Linked DNA regions of Homo sapiens: region 1 is linked to region 2. The links are chromatin contacts, found by Hi-C or POLR2A ChIA-PET in ENCODE. All regions are on one chromosome and are shown on one strand. The core of a region is the stretch at or near the end of the contact, and the rest is flanking DNA. Distances in the headings are between cores, read along the strand shown. Region 1 holds the start of LINC00475 (long intergenic non-protein coding RNA 475). Region 2 holds the start of NOL8 (nucleolar protein 8).

Region 1 (7,613 bases), core at 961-3,460, 180 kb after region 2:
TCCCCAGCCCAGGGCAGGGAACACGGTCCTCTGCTACCTCCTTCCAATATTCCAGACCCCACTGCTAAATTCCCCACATTGCCTCAGGACCCATCGTACTCTTTCTAGCTCCCACTCCCTCTCTTCTCTCCGCCATTCTCAGAAGCATCCCCTGAGTCTTGAGAGAGAGGGGGGCTTTCTCAATCCCCAGGAAGACACAGACCAGCTCAGAAAACCCCACCTCCACTGAACCCAAATGCAGACTTCACAGCTCCCAGGGAATTGTGACAAGTTAGTGGGAAAATCTTCTGCCAGCATGGATGGTAGGATGCTTGAATTCCAAAGGTGACAGTGTACCTCCTACCCCAGGTCCTTCTAGAAAAAGGATCATTAATCAGTCTAGGAAGACTTAACACTGGGAAAGGAAGCTCTGGAAGGCCTTATCTCCCCTGCCCCTTCAACCCAGGCAAGGGACCTTCCTTCAGCTCACCCAGAGAAAGGCTCCACAGAAGTCATATCTAAACTCTTTAGCCACAGGACCCTGTCTTCCAATGAACCAATGTCACATACTCCCAGGATAGAAAACTGCTGAAAGCAGGGCTGGCCTGGGTGTGGGCTGGGGCCGGAGCCTGCCCTGCTTTGCCAGATGCTGAGCACCCAGCCTCTGTGCAGTTGGTAGCTTTATTCCCATGACTGCCTCCGCCGTCACCTGCTGCACTGTGAAGGATTCCATTTGTCCTTCTAGAAGATGGGCATTATTTTTCTCTTCTCACTCCCTTACCTGGCCCACAGCCTGTGCCTTTTGGAGTGGAGGAGGACATCCCAACCTAGGGACAGGGACATTTGGAGAGGAGCCCCATGAAGAGTTGCCATCTGGGACCCTCTGCCTCCCACCAGGACACTGCCAACACTGAGCATCCTTTTAGTTCCACAAATTCTTGCTAGGCCCCTATAAAGATTCGCCCAGCGTCCTCTTCCTCTAAGCTCCCACGTGCTAGAACTCCCACATGCTAGAAGCCATGAGGGGTCTCTCTCAGGCCAGAAGGAGCTCTGGGATCCTAGCCCTCAGCAGAAGGCCCCAGGCTTTCCCACCTGCTCCCAGCTCCTCTGAGGAAGTTGATGGAGCCTGCAGAGCTGGGCTGGAGGAGGTCTCCTTTCCCCAGAGCGGGGCTGGGGGTGCGGGTAGGTGGCCTGGAATGTGCTCTCTCACCCTCCTCCTGCCCATGTGGTAAGCAGCGAGAGCCCCCAGCCCTCCAGCTCTGAGGGGAAGCTCCTGTGAGCCAGACGGACAGGACAGCTGCCCCCAATAGGGTCCCCTTCACGGGCCATCTCACCCCAACTCAGACGCTAAAAATGGTTCTCCGCTTTTCAGCCTCCGCGCCTGCCCACAAATTAGTGTCTCCAACACAGCCTCTTGGGACATGACTTTAGGGAGGCCCCTGGGGGAGCCGGGAGGCCCCAGTAAAGGGAGATGGTGCTGGCAGAGTCCCTTTCTGAGGAGACAAGAGTGGATAAGGCCCCCCTCCCAGCTTCTGGGACCCCCCCCCCAAAGAAGGCCACCCAGCCTCAGTGTGACAGCCCTGTTGTCCTCACCATGGCAGAAGAACAGACATTATTTCCACCCCACTGGGGCACGCTCCCCTCACCTCCACCTCCAGTTCTGTCAGCTTTACCCTCAGCCACCATCCTGGGCACTGCTCTGCTGGAAGAGAATGCAGCAACAGGAGATGGGGGAGCCAGCCCCGCGCCCTCCCGCTTAGGGTCCAGAACCCACCTTGCCAAACCTGGGCTCCCGCAGTCAGCCCACAAGCACGGAGGCCAATGGGGAAGCCAAGTCAGGGAAGCCTGGTCTCCCTGCTCGCCTGATATTTAGTCTCAGACTCTTCTCCCCTCCCCAGTCCCGCAACGGTCAACTTGGAAGGGGGTGAACCCTCTCCGGGATGCCCACGCCCCAGGGCACCAAGCAAGCAGGTGTCCTGCTGAGGCCAGGACTGGGTGCAAGCCAGCAGCCCGCAGTACCAGGTGGAGACAGGCGGGCAGTACTCACAGGTAAGCCGTCAGGGGATCCAGGTCCCCCGGTATGGCGGACAGCCCAAGCTCAAGAGCAGTCGGCAGACAGCATGATGCCGTCCTCCTGGCAGTGGCAGGGGGCCGGGCAGGCGGTAGGCCCCGGGCCGGGCTGGGGGGCGCAGCCGGCGCTCGGGGAGGCGCACACAGCGGCGCGAAGTCACAGCGCCCGGAGCCTGGGCGGGTTGGGCATCTCGGCGGCCGGGCTGCTGGGTCACCTGGCGGCCAGGCGCGCAGACGCACGGGCGCGGTGTCCGCAGCTGCTTTCTCCCGGTCCCGGCGGGCTGCGCCGTCGGTGGGGACCGCCCCGGGGGCTCTACTGGGCGTCGGCGGCGGGGCGGTGCAGTCAGAGAGGAGCAGGCATTGTTGAGTGATCTTCGTTATTCAGTTTCACAGGCTGGGCTTGGCAAGGGAGGGAGACCCAGCCGGAGGAGGAGTCAAGGAAACTTTCTACGCTGCGGCTAGCTCCCTTCCCTCCTTCCTTCGGAGCTGGCAGGAATTTCATTCAGGAAAGATAAAAAAAGGAAAAAAGCAAAGAAACCCAAGCGAGCAAAGCTCAGCCCGTCAGAGACCTGCACTTGTTTAGAAAGGGTGTCCCAGGGCCTTGGCTGCAGGGCTGGGGACCCTCTTGCCTTTGGGGATAGCCACGGGGTCACATGGGACCCAGAGGAGATCTCTGAAAGAGGCCTTGGGGCTCTCATAGCCCCTCATGCCTTCACCACGTTTCACACTGGAGGAAACAGAGACCCAAGAGGAGAAATGATTTGTTCAAGGTGACACAGCTGATAGGGCATCCCCAGAGCTGGAACTCGTCAGCCCTCCTCGGCCTTATCCTAGGACAAGAGAGAGGGGAGTGAGGGGCTACCCTGGAAGAGGCCAGGCTGCGGAGGGTTCCACTGCAAGCTGGGATGACCCGGCAGTGGGCAACCAGGAGCAGTCTCCTCCCTGAGAGGTCGCGCCTTGACTCCAAAGAAACGGGTGTGGAGTTCCACTCGCTGAGTGCACCCTGGGTGGAAATGCACTCCTGCAGCCTCTGTCAGGTTTACTGTCAGGTTTACGGGGACCACCTTGATCCCTGCTCCCAGGACCTCGGCAGGCTGAGGGACTGCGTGCAGCTCAGCTGCTTGTCAAGAGGCCACCTCAAAGTAAGCAGATTGGCGCCACCTGGAGGCCGGGTGCTGCACCTGCAGCTCGGCCACCCTGAGGCTGGAATCCCACCAACTGGCTGACCTGGCCGGCCCCAGAGCCCTGGTGAGCAAAGGGCACGGTGGTTAAAACTGAGGCCAATCCCTGTTCTCTCCTTAGACCATAGTGAGCTGGCTGTGCTTCCTTCACGCAGCCTCTTGCTGTCTCTGGTCTCTCCCATGCTGAGCCAAGCCCCAGTGCAGAGCTAGAGCAGGCTGTGGGCACCCCTCCTTCCTTTTTTGCCCTGTCTCCCCATGGTCCAGCCAGAGGGTATACCAGAAACCTGGGACCTCAGAGGCATCCAGGATTTCTTCCACCCTGTCCTTCCACATGCCAGAATCCTCTCATCAACACCTCTCCACTCTCCGATAACCTCCCAGGGCTAGAGGGGCTGCATAGCCGGACCAAGAAATGAGCAGACCCTGACCCTAGGCCTCCCGTTGGTGCCATGGCGCTGAAAGTAGAAGATGAGCCTCCTAAGAAGGCTAGAGGATGGGCCTACATGACCAGAAAGACTCACAGATAGAGCCACCTTTGCCCTATGGCAGAAAGCTACCACAGGCCAGCCTGCACTTCCTTCACTCAACCATAGCCTTGGCTCCATCTCATTTGCAGCTCCTGCTGCTCCAATGTGAGATTTTCCCAGAGTGGAAAAGCCATGGTTGAGCCCTGTTGCAACCTCAGCAGCAGCTGCTTGAGACAGACTTGGGCAGCTCAGAGCAGAGCCTCCAGCCTGCTTTTGTGAGGGTCATTAGGGGGCCCACCCTCAGCTCCTGATAAACATGGCATATGGAGGACACCGGCATTTAGTCCTCCTGGGAGGGCACCAGTGCTTTAGTCTCGTTCTGGGAAAGCTCCCGGCTGAGCAGCCAGCACGACCTCTGTACCCTTCTTCAACCAGGCCTGAGAAGGACCCTCCTGACTTCTGACCCGTTGCACCTTAGTAGGAACTCAGGTTGGCCAAAGAGCTCTCCCCGCTTCCCCTTGGGGAGACCCGACTCCATTTCAGGGACTCTTGCTCTGATCTTTCCAGGCTTTCTCTGTGTCCTCCCAGGGCCTTCCACCAGGGGCAGTTAGTGTCCAGCATCAGGCACTGCACCTGGAAACTCCCAGCCTGACCAGGGAAGCAGGCAGGAGCTCATGTGGCCACCAGCAATCATGCACATGGTATGCAGTGCAGTCCTACAGTGTGTGGGACAGACAGCTGCCTCCCCACCCTCTTTTCTGGTCTCTGCTGCTCCTCCTGGTTTTTCCTTTCTCCATATGCCTTCCCTGCTTTCTCCCCCACCTCTTATGTAGAGGGGAGGAAGAAGGAGACAGAGAAGGAGCAGGGAAAACTTGGCACCTCCGCCTGAGGGGTGCCTCCAGCACCTGCCTTCCGAGTAACAGGGTAGCTCTGGCACCTCCATCCTGGTGGGGGCTGAGGGTGGCCCCTGGGGGCTCTGGCAGGTAGAGAAGGCTGGGGATGGCAGGAGAAGGGAAGTGGGAAACAGGATAAACCCTACTGCATACAGCATGGTGCGTACAGGGTGATGAGGCAGAGGACAAACAATTTGGAGCTGTGATTCTGAATCCAGGGCTTAGCACCACAGGAAACTAGACGTGGAGAGACCAAAGTCTGAGGAAATTTAGAAACTGGAGGATTAGCAGGGAGAGGATTGCTTCAGGGGAAAAACCAACAGCATAGGGGCCATAGGTCACCAAGTTCAACCAGACTCCAGGTCCTAGCTTCCATCCCGGCTCCATGTTTGCCCACGAGACCCACACGCTGGGCCCAGGCCTGAGGATGGACAGACAGAACACACTGAGCTTCAGGCTTGGCCACAGGTCTTTATTCCAAGACCCTGTACCTTCCCAGCACAGGGCCCAGTGGAGGCCGCCCTTCCAGGGAGCCCAGGCCCACGTGGATGTGTCAGGAATGCTGTCCCCATCCCACAGGGCACAAACCTCTCCTGCACCGTGACCAGTGCTGACTCAGGGCAGCCCGTCTGCCAGCGCGCTGTTCAGACAGTTGTAGAGGTAGACATACTGCTTCTGGAGATGGACATAGGGTTAGGAGGCTCGCCCCGCCTGCCCCAATCTAACAGAAAAAGGCTCCCTTGTGTCCCCCAACCCCTAGGGCTCCATCTGGGAGAACGCACAGCGGTCCACAGCGCCACCTGGTGGCTACCCGGGTGGTGCTGCCTAGAGGCCTGGGCAGAAGCTCCCTCATCCCCCCGCCCCTTCCCACAGCTGAGCCCCCACGCCAGCCCGGTCGCCCCTGGTCGCCTCTCACCAGTGTTGGGGTCATAAGGCCACAGGCCTGAGACTGCTGCAGGGCCACGTTAAAGATATCCACGGTGCACTCAGACCCTGCCTGCTGCAGCAGCTGCTCCATGGCCAGGAAGGTGCCCAGCTGGGTTGCACCCTTGCTGCAACTGACCTAGAGGTGGATGAGGTACCTAAAGGGGGTGTGGCGGGGGTGTCCACGGATGTGGGAAAACCCAACCTGGGCGCAGGGACTGAGAAGGGACACCGGACACTTGGTCAGCCGGCCAGCCTGGACCTAGGGAGGGAGGCGGTAAATTCCCACCATATTCCTGAGGACAGGGTAGGGTGTGGAGAAGACAGGGGCATTGTGAGACTGTGTCCTTTTGACCCATAACCCAAGCAGAGCCCAGGGAGATCTGAGGCTATGCCAGAAGGGCAGGGAGGGGCTTCCAGTGTCCGCTCCCCCAAGACCATTGTCCACTCCCCCAAGACCATTGTCCAACAACACTTGGAGTGGCTGAGCAGTGTGCCCGGCTTCTTGTTGTTGCCCCGAGAGCAGCACTGGCCCACAGCAGCCAGGAAGGGCAGCAGGGTGGTGGCGGGCAGCTCATGCCCAGGCTCCAGGTATGGAAATTGCAGTCTCTGCACCTCCCTTTCCTTCCTGCTCTCCCCCTGTGGCAAAGACATGATCAGCATTGGTGCTGGAGAGGGCAGAGGAAGCCCACACAGGACTCTTCCCCATGCACCACCCCATGCCCTGTGGCCCCAGCACCTACATGTGTGACCCTGAGGAGGGTACAGAACCAGCCTGCTGTGCTGCTCTCAGCCACCCAGTGCACCGTCACCATGTCTGTGACTACGGGCTGCATCTCCGTTGGCCAGAATTCCTATGGCTGGGACCAAGTTAGGGCTGCTCAGGCAACTTCCTGAGATCTCTGCCCCTGCCCTGGTCACAGACAGCACCACAAACTACCCGCCTCCATCCTCACCCCTAACTCCTGAGCCTCCCTTCCTCTGTCCTCTGCTCTGTCACCTTCTCCATGACATTGGGTGGGCAAAGAGAGACAAGCACATGAGCCCTGTGCTGCCACACCAGCTCCCAGAGCTCCTTTGGCCCTGCGGGGCCAGTCAGCACCGTATGATCACGGCCAGAGGGCCCACCCTGCAGAGCACAGATCATTGGCTTCCAGAGACTGAAGGTGCCCCCTGCCCAGTCCACAACTCTGGGAGCCCCCAGCAGCCCCAGCCCGGGAAGTACAGGTGGTCAGAGAGGGCAGGAAACAGTGGCAAAACCAGCATCATCTCACAGGGAAGAGCCAGGCTTCGGGCATGTCGTCAGGGGGGCTCTCCTCCACCGGAGAAAACTGCCCCTGAGAACGGTCATCTGAGGGAAGACAGTGAGGGTGAAGCTGCCAGAGGTCCCCAGCCCACGCTGGCCCCCTGCCCCTCCACAGGGTCCACAGTGAGACTCACAGGAGACGGGGCTGTCCTGCTCATAGCCAGGCGGGGGTGCGGAAAAGCCAGCCTCGTCCTTGATGGCCTACAGCAAGAGCTGGGAAGGAGATGGGTGCCCTGAGGCTGGGAGGTCTCACTGCAGGGTTGGCTCAGCAGCGGAAGGCTGCCCTTGGCTGTCACCCACTTCCCGGCCTGAAGTGTACCTCGTACTCCTTCAAGAAGCCAGCATTGGCACTGGCTGCCCTCTTGGCACACGCCTGCGGGAGGTCCGTCACAGAGATGGGCCAAGACCTGGTGGGGGGGTTGGAGAGGGAGAAGGCACTCAAGGTTCCCCAGCTCCCCGTTCTAGTCCGCTCAGCTCTGCCCACGAACAGGAGCAGGGAGCCTGCCTGTGGGAGGCACAGGGAAGCTGGGACTTACTCAGAGATGTTGAAGGGTCCTTCCAGAATCTTGTTCAGTAGGCAGCTGTGCAGGAAGACGTACTGGCTCTGCCAGGGGAAAAGGCATCAGGCTGCTCAGCGAGGAGCGAGGGGGGCCTGCAGGGAGATTTTTCAGGCCCTGACCAGCAAGGCAGGGATCAGGTAGGAGGGCAGAGGGAGCCACTGAGAAACCTTCCCTCCACCGTCCCATGGTGTCAAAGCTGACAGGATCCTGTCCCACCTCCCCTTTCACAGAAT
Region 2 (7,550 bases), core at 3,090-5,589:
CAGTCCCAACTACTTGGCTGGTGGAGGGTCGCTGAGGCAGGACGATTGCTTGAGCATGGGAGGTGGGTGAAGGTTGCAGTGAGTCATAATCATGCCACTGCACTTCAGCATGGGCAACAGAGTGAGACCCTCTCTCAAAAAACAAAACAAAAAAGAAAAAGAAAAAGAAAAAAGAACAGAGACAATCTTCATATATAAATGATGTGCGGCCGGGCACGGTGGCTCACGTAATCCCAGAAGTTTGGGATGCCGAGGTGGGCAGATCACCTGAGGTCAAGAGTTCGAGACCAGACTGCCCAACATGGCGAAACCCCATCTCTAGTAAAAATACAAAAAATTAGCTGGGCATGGTGGCGGGTGCCTGTAATCCCAGTTACTCGGGAGGCTGAGGCAGGAGACTCCCTTGAACCCAGGGGGCGGAGGTTGCAGTGAGCTGAGGTTGCGCCACCACACTCCAGCCTGGGCGACAAGAGCGAAACTCCGTCTCAAAAAAAAAAAAAAAAAAAGCCATAAATATAAATGAGCTTCTGACAAGTGAACACCAAATGTCACAGCAAACTATGAAGGAAAATTTCAAGGTATTTCCGATAGAGCAAAGTGGTAAGAGAACCAAGTCATCATTAAAGGCTGGATATGCAGAACTCAAAAAAGAACCTGCAGTTGTCAGAGTGGCTAGTAGGGAGTTCGTGTTTAATAGGTATGGTGTTTCAGTTTAGGGGTGATGAAAAAGTTCTGAAGATGGACAGTGGTGATGGCTGTACAACAATGTGCATGTGTTTAATGCCATTGAGCTGAACGCTCAAAAATGGTTAAAATAGTAAATCTTATGTATATTTTGCCACAAAAAGAAAATCTGCATATTCTTATTCATAGCAGTTATTTAGTTTGAGCAAAATATTTGTGTATTTCAACTAATGATGTTAGTTTGAGCTATTTTGGATTTGTTTGAATTTTATTCACTTTGTGGTTTTATTATTTGTAAGTTTGTCCTCATAACATAAAAATTTTTTGTCAGAATTAGGAGCTTGCAAGAATTTTTTTTCCTTTAAAATCAATCTGTACACGAGTTTAAAGGTCAATGGTCTACTAATGAGTGTTAGTTACTATTATGAGGCAAGTACTCTTCTAAATGAACTACATATATTAACTCAATTAGTCCTCACAGCAACCCAAAAACTTGGGTATAATTTTACCACGGAGGAAACTGAAGCACAGAAAGGGGGAGCTCACTTAACCAAGATCACTCAGCCAATAGCAGAGACAGGATTTGAAAGCAGGCAATTTGGCTCCACAGTGTGGACATATGGATATAGCTGAATAATTTAGCTCCAATTTTCCTACCTCCAATCCATCCAACCACTTATAATCACTTAAAAAAATAGCTTGGTACATAGGTTCCAATCCTCCTCCTCCACTATAGTGAAAAGAAACCTCACGGTTAAATCCAAACACCCTGGACTGACATTTAATGTCTCCCACAATCTGGACTCTTCTGACTTTCCAATTTAACCACTGAGAAGTCCCAGATTATATAAATAATCTACTAAGAACTAAAAATAAAATCCTACCCCACCCCCACAATCACCTGAACCGACTCCCTCTTGGTCAAGGGGACCCCAAAGAAACCTTAAAAACTCAGTTCTTAACCATGACAGGATGGGAGGTCAGACACACCTCGTTATACCCCTTCCTATTTGGGATGTAGACACAACAACTGACCAGCATTAATGTTAAAATAGAGATCGTAAGAGTTGCAGAACGGACTCTGTGGCAATAAGATACCAAATTATAAACAAGACCTAAGGCCATGCCAGGCAAGGGTTAAGTCACATACCCCCTACCTTTAAAAGAATGAACTATGTTCTAACTGCCACAATATTTTTTTCACTAGCACTGGCCTCCAGATAAGCAATATTGAAATAATTGCAGTTCATCCACCACCAGATGCTAACTGATTCCCCTGTTCCACAGGCTTTGATAGGACAAGAGAATGATTTCAAAAATTTTCTTTTGATAAGATCACCAACCATGGACTTGTTCTAACAGGTTTACAAGGCCTGTGTACTTAAGTACCTTTGCTTCCCTCCTTCAACTTTTGACGTACAGGGCCTAATTGTAATGCATTTAAATATTAAGTCAGCTTCCCAAAATGAATATGGAGTGCATGTAATATGCATTTTTATTCAGTACAGGTGAGCACATCTCCCTTCGTGAATATTCATAGCCCCTCCTATAACCTGTTGAATATGTATACCTAGCCCACTCATACAGCATAAATCCCTGCCCCAACCCCTCCTCCTCCAAAGTGTGGGCCTTTCTGCTTTGCCTGAGACTATGCTTCCTAGCCTGTCAGGATGGCCACTTTGCAGACTGTAACCCTTTTTAAGAAATAGTCTCTCTAAATTTGCAGATCTCATGATTTTTCAGTTGACACTACTATGGGGACTAATGAAATCTTGTGGCCAGTAAAGAAACTATTTTTCCCTGGTTCTTAAACTTCCAAGTGTGCACACAAATCCTCTGTTAGGGCAGTGTATTTTTTTAAAATGCAGATTCTGATTCAGTAGGTCAGGATGTCGCTCTAACAAACCGCCAGGTAATGCTAAAGCGTCCCATCTGTGGAGCACACCTCAAATAGCAAGGGTCTTTAATACATTTACTCTCATTTGTGGAGGAGCACACCTTTTTCCTCTCCCTTTAACCAGTCACAGCTTCCTCTACTTTCATGACCGCACGCAGACATTTTCTGTAGATCTCCTCCTTCCCATTTTCTACCAATTCTTCTCCAGTTAGCTCAGGAAAAATCCCATTCTTTCTGCACCTATGTCAAATTACTCTTGACTCAAAAATTGAAGACAGTTTATGTTTTCGAGAGGCTTCTATGTTTGAGATGATAATACATAATTACGGTTGCAGAGCTTTTCTCTCCCTCTCCTTCAATAAACCAAAAGTGCCCAGACTTTGGAGTAAAATTTTTGGGTCCCAATCCATCTCTGACAATTCCTTTCTCTGGAACCTTGGACAAGCTACCTAACTTCTCTGAGCCTCAGTTTCTTCAACTATAAAACAGGGCTAACAGTAGCACCTACCTCAGAGGAATGTCAAATTCTCCTGCAGTCTATATTAACTACTTTTCTTTTATCAACTTAGTTTTTTACCGAAGTTATTTTTCAAAGGAATTTTTATGTCATCGTAAACACAAAGTCATTATCAGTTGAGATGGTTAGCTGACCTACCAAAACAAATGCCATGAAACCAAACGGAGTTATTAAATCCCAACTAGAGATACTTCTGCATACTGGAGGCGGAATTATCTAGCTAGGGATATAGTCAAGACTTCCTCCTTGTCAGTCATCCACACAGACGACTGCGATTAAACGAGTTAATACCCTGCAATGCGTTTACAGCTGGGCGCCGTACGCGCTGCTCCCAACTCTAGGCCATCGTCATGACAGGATCAATGCCAGTTCATGCCCACTTTCTAGGGCTGGGAGTAGGAGACCGAGGATGTCTGTGGAGATTCACCCGCCTGGCCCGGGAACCCTGGCCAGCGGGCCCTGGGGGACTTGGGGTGGTCACGTACTGGACTCGGGACTTCTCTTCCCAGGGCGCCGGTGGGTCCTCACACGCTCGCCGCAGGGCCGCGATCTCAGCTTGCAAGGCGCGCACCTCTGCCAGCTCTGCGTCCATGGCGCGTTGCTGACCGCAGCCGGGCCGGCAGCGCAGCTGTCACTCCGACCTGCGCGCTTCACCCGCGCTTCAAGCCTCGCGCGCGCTCCCGGCGCGGACCATCCCAGAGCTCACGCGGAGGGGAGGCGGGAGAGCTCCGCGTGACCCCAGCGGCCCTGCACGTCCAACTCCGCTCTCGCACGAGAGCCTGAGTCCTCCACTTCCCCGCACACGTTTCCCTGGCTGTCTAAGCAGTGGCTATACTTTCTCTGGAGAGCGCGTTCTTTGCTACTCCAAGCCCAAGCGCTCCGCTGCTCACCCTAGCCGGCAGCCTTGGAGCCGCCCGGCCGCGTGCCTCACTAAAGAGGCAGGGCTGGGATCACGTGGAGGGGAGCGCCTCTTTATTTTTTTCACCTACTTCCTCTCTTACGCCGACCTAGTCCAGGAATTGGTACACACAGCGATAGTGTTCAATAGAAACTAGGGGATTTTGGTTTAGGCTCTTTTGCAGTCGTTGAGGGGGAGGTGACGGAGGCGTCAGGGAAGGTGGGAGGACGGAAAAGGAAATTAAAAGCTCTTGGGAACTGAATTGTGGTAACGGAACCTTAGGAGGCTGGGTTGGAAATCGAGTAGGAAGGAAGAGAGGATGCTCCGTTGGGACACGTGACCAGAAGTTAGGGGCTGCAGCGGCGCTGGCTTTAGGTGAACGACGTGGTGAGGAGTGGGTTTCGGGCATGAGAAGTCACAGGGCCGTTTCCTAGTCTCTCTTCACTTCTTTGGGTCTTCTCAGAGAAAGAAGGCTGCCGTGGGTAGGCTGGGGGCGGAGACTATCGGGAAGAGGTAGGCCGAAGTTCTGCCCAGAATACACGCCATGTGGTGGACGCTGGTTGGGAGTCTCTTCTGGAAAGAGTCTGTCAGCTCTTGGGGAAGGGAAGGGCGAGAGCTGAGCGCCTGCCGGGTGCTAAACGAAATGAGAGATACTATGATGGGCCCTAGTACCTCTGGAAAAGTTTTCCTGAGTCCCCTGTGATACAGCAACCTTCATAGTATAGTGTTAAGAATTCCAAGTTCTGAAGGTAGACCTGCATTATAATCCTGGATTCACTAATTTTCGGTATGGCATTGAGGAAGTGACTTAACCTCTTCTGCTCTCCTGAAAAATGGGAAACATGCAAACTACTTTGTACAATGCAGGCACATAGCAAAAACACAAGTCTGTATTCGCTATATCCCTTGATCTTTGTGTCTGAACCCCACTTTGCAGCACTTTTATTGTGACATAATATTGTGCCATTTGTTTTATTCTTTTGTGACTATAAGGAGCTCCTAGCCTCTCTATTCACTTCTTTGGGTCTTCTAGGAGGAAGAAGGCTGGGGTGGGTAGGTTGGGGGTGGAGACAATTAGGAAGAGGTAGGCTAGCTCTTTTTATCTTTTAGTGCGTTACATCCTGTTTCTGTCAGACTTTGTTAAAGACAGTAAATGAATGTATGAGTGAGTCAAGGAAAAACATCTAAAAACATGAATACATAAAATTAAGAGGGATAGAGTGTAATATTATGGCCATTTGGAGGAAAAAAACTCTGTCTGTACCTGTGTCTATATGGGTATGGGGTTGCTGTTCCAAAGTGCATTCATGAAAGATGTGGATGTAGGGCTTGGGCAAAACCTCGAAGACTAAAATTTGGAAGTAATACAATAGGAAGTGAAATACAGATCCAGGAGACGGATTTGATACAGAAGGTTCAGAGGAAGTAGTTGTTTTGTTAGATTTTAGAAGAACTAAGGGAAAGAACTCTTCTCTGTATACAGAAAATTACTTTTCCCACTGAAACACACCCAAGTATATGCCCAGCCTTCATGAAAGTGAACAGAGAAACGAAGCGCCTTTATGTGGGTGGCCTTAGCCAGGACATTTCTGAGGCAGACCTACAAAATCAGTTCAGCAGATTTGGAGAAGTTTCGGATGTGGAGATCATCACACGGAAAGATGACCAAGGTAATTTATGGTCCTTCACTGGGCAGTTATAGGCAGACATAACTCAGGTTAAGTGCTAGAAAATAAAACAACCCCAAGATAAATGTTAGCTCTGAACACCAAAAGTTTTAAGTGATGTTGTGGAGGTATAATGTGTGATGTGGAACTTGACCAGAATTTGTTTCTGAAATAAGAAAAAATTCCAAATTCTAAAACATCTGATTTCAGAAACATATTAACTTCCAGTTTTGAGAACTAGAATTTTCTAACATGGATTAAGTGTCCCGTTAAGTAGACTATCACTAGCATACAATCAAAATGTTTCCTTATCTGACTACTGGACATTTTCTTCTTTTTTTTTTTGGAATATTTTGATAATTATGCTTATTTTTATAGCCAATAAAAAACAAGGTTTATCTTTGAAATAATAAGTTTTCAAGAGCTATTTTTTTTTTTAATTTAGAAACAACCGTTTTTACATTGCTCTCTGGATAAGAATTTAAATAAATTGTTTTGTTTGTTTGTTTGTTTGTTTTTTAGGAAACCCACAGAAAGTTTTTGCATATATCAACATCAGTGTAGCAGAAGCGGACCTGAAAAAATGTAAGATCATCATATATTTTCTATACTGTTTGCCAGTTTGTATGACTCTGTAACTTGGAATAACTGGTTCTAAATCTAAACCTCCACAGCCATTTTTCACGTTATCCAGAGGGACAGCAGTGATGAAGAGAATTCCAGTATCGTATAACTCAGCAGGTTTAGGTCCATTCCATTTGGCATCAGCAGACATGGTAGCACTTTACTGGTGGGTTTACTTAAAACTGCTATTCTCAAATATTTTGGACAAGGGACCAAACTTTCATAGAAACTGCCTGTTACATATATCCCACTGAATATCATGCCACATTCCCCCTCAGTCTGATCATTTCTTTGACAGCTAATCCTTGTCACTAAACACTCTTGAGGGGGCTTTAAAATACACCCTTGTAAGACCGTATCCTTGAAATTGTGAAATCTCTTGTTGATAAGTTTAGTAAAGTCAAGGGCAAACAGTGGCCTTCAATGAAGAATGGGAGATAATCCATACTGCCGCTGACACAGTAACATATTCTAGTTATTTGGAGGCCAAAAAGTGAAAAAAGACACGGAAAATAAGTAAAGGGAACACGCTAATAGAGGAAGAGGGCAATCAGTCTTTTGTAATTTCATTTGCGAAAAGATTGCTTTATTCTATTTTACATTGAGGAATATATGTGATAAATGTGAAGTTGTGGTTAAGAATACATCAACTAGGCTTTGTGACCTGTGGCAAGTTACTTAAACTTCTCAGCCCAAGTTTGCTTATGTGATGAATGACAAAAGATAGTGCTTGCCTCATAATATTTCTGTGAGAATTAAATTAAATGATACATTTGCAATACTTTGGGAGGCTAAGGCAGGTGGATCACTTGAGGTCAGGAGTTTGAGACCAGCCTGGCCAACATGGTGAAACCCCATCTTTACTAAAAATACCACAATTAGCTGGGTGTGGTGGCAGACACCTGTAATCCCAGCTACTTGGGAGGCTGAGACAGGAGAATCACCAGGGAGGCAGAGGTTGCAGTGAGCCAAGATAGTGCCACTGCACTCCAGCCTGGGCGACAGAAGGACACTCTGTCTCAAAAAGAAAAGATAAATTTGTACTTAGTACAGTATCTACCACCTACAAAATTCTGTTAATGGTATTATTAAGGAAGCTGACGGCAGATGCTCAGAGAAATCAATTACTACGGCATAGTAATTCAAACAGTTCAGTCACTCATAGTTAATTCATCTGCAAGTTCTACAGTGATAATTAGTATGAGGTGATAAATAAAATTAAGGTGCTGTAGGATTCCAGAGTGTCCTCTGATTCACCTGAAA

What was found. Hi-C counts contacts between places; a loop is a spot of excess contacts on that map. ChIA-PET counts read pairs that join two places held with the same protein, here RNA polymerase II (POLR2A). Pooled maps may share reads with other maps.
Region 1: a loop to region 2 is called in a map of mammary epithelial cell, with 7 times the contacts of the local background. The contact joins the promoter of LINC00475 here to the promoter of NOL8 in region 2. A Hi-C loop is called at or near these places in 6 of 168 maps with a recorded cell type or tissue (HepG2, K562, MCF 10A and 3 more), 6 of 37 single-sample maps with no recorded cell type and 16 of 50 pooled maps. POLR2A ChIA-PET finds 5 or more read pairs at or near these places in 4 of 52 experiments (A549, HepG2, activated CD8-positive, alpha-beta T cell and 1 more).

What each region holds. Positions count from the first base shown.
Region 1 is chr9:92,136,064-92,143,676 of GRCh38, reverse strand. It overlaps LINC00475 (long intergenic non-protein coding RNA 475), which reads right to left and starts at 2,210. Exons shown (of 4, transcript NR_027341.1): 1 at 2,027-2,210. It also overlaps the pseudogene LOC100128076. RefSeq lists enhancers at 1,346-1,924, 1,925-2,504, 3,084-3,663 and a silencer at 2,181-2,360.
Region 2 is chr9:92,322,139-92,329,688 of GRCh38, reverse strand. It overlaps NOL8 (nucleolar protein 8), which reads left to right and starts at 4,339. Exons shown (of 17, transcript NM_017948.6): 1 at 4,339-4,383; 2 at 5,480-5,666; 3 at 6,186-6,248. The coding sequence starts at 5,528. CENPP (centromere protein P) reads right to left here and starts at 3,736. Exons shown (of 8, transcript NM_001012267.3): 1 at 3,584-3,736. The coding sequence starts at 3,690. RefSeq lists enhancers at 4,131-4,240, 4,271-4,390, 4,169-5,057.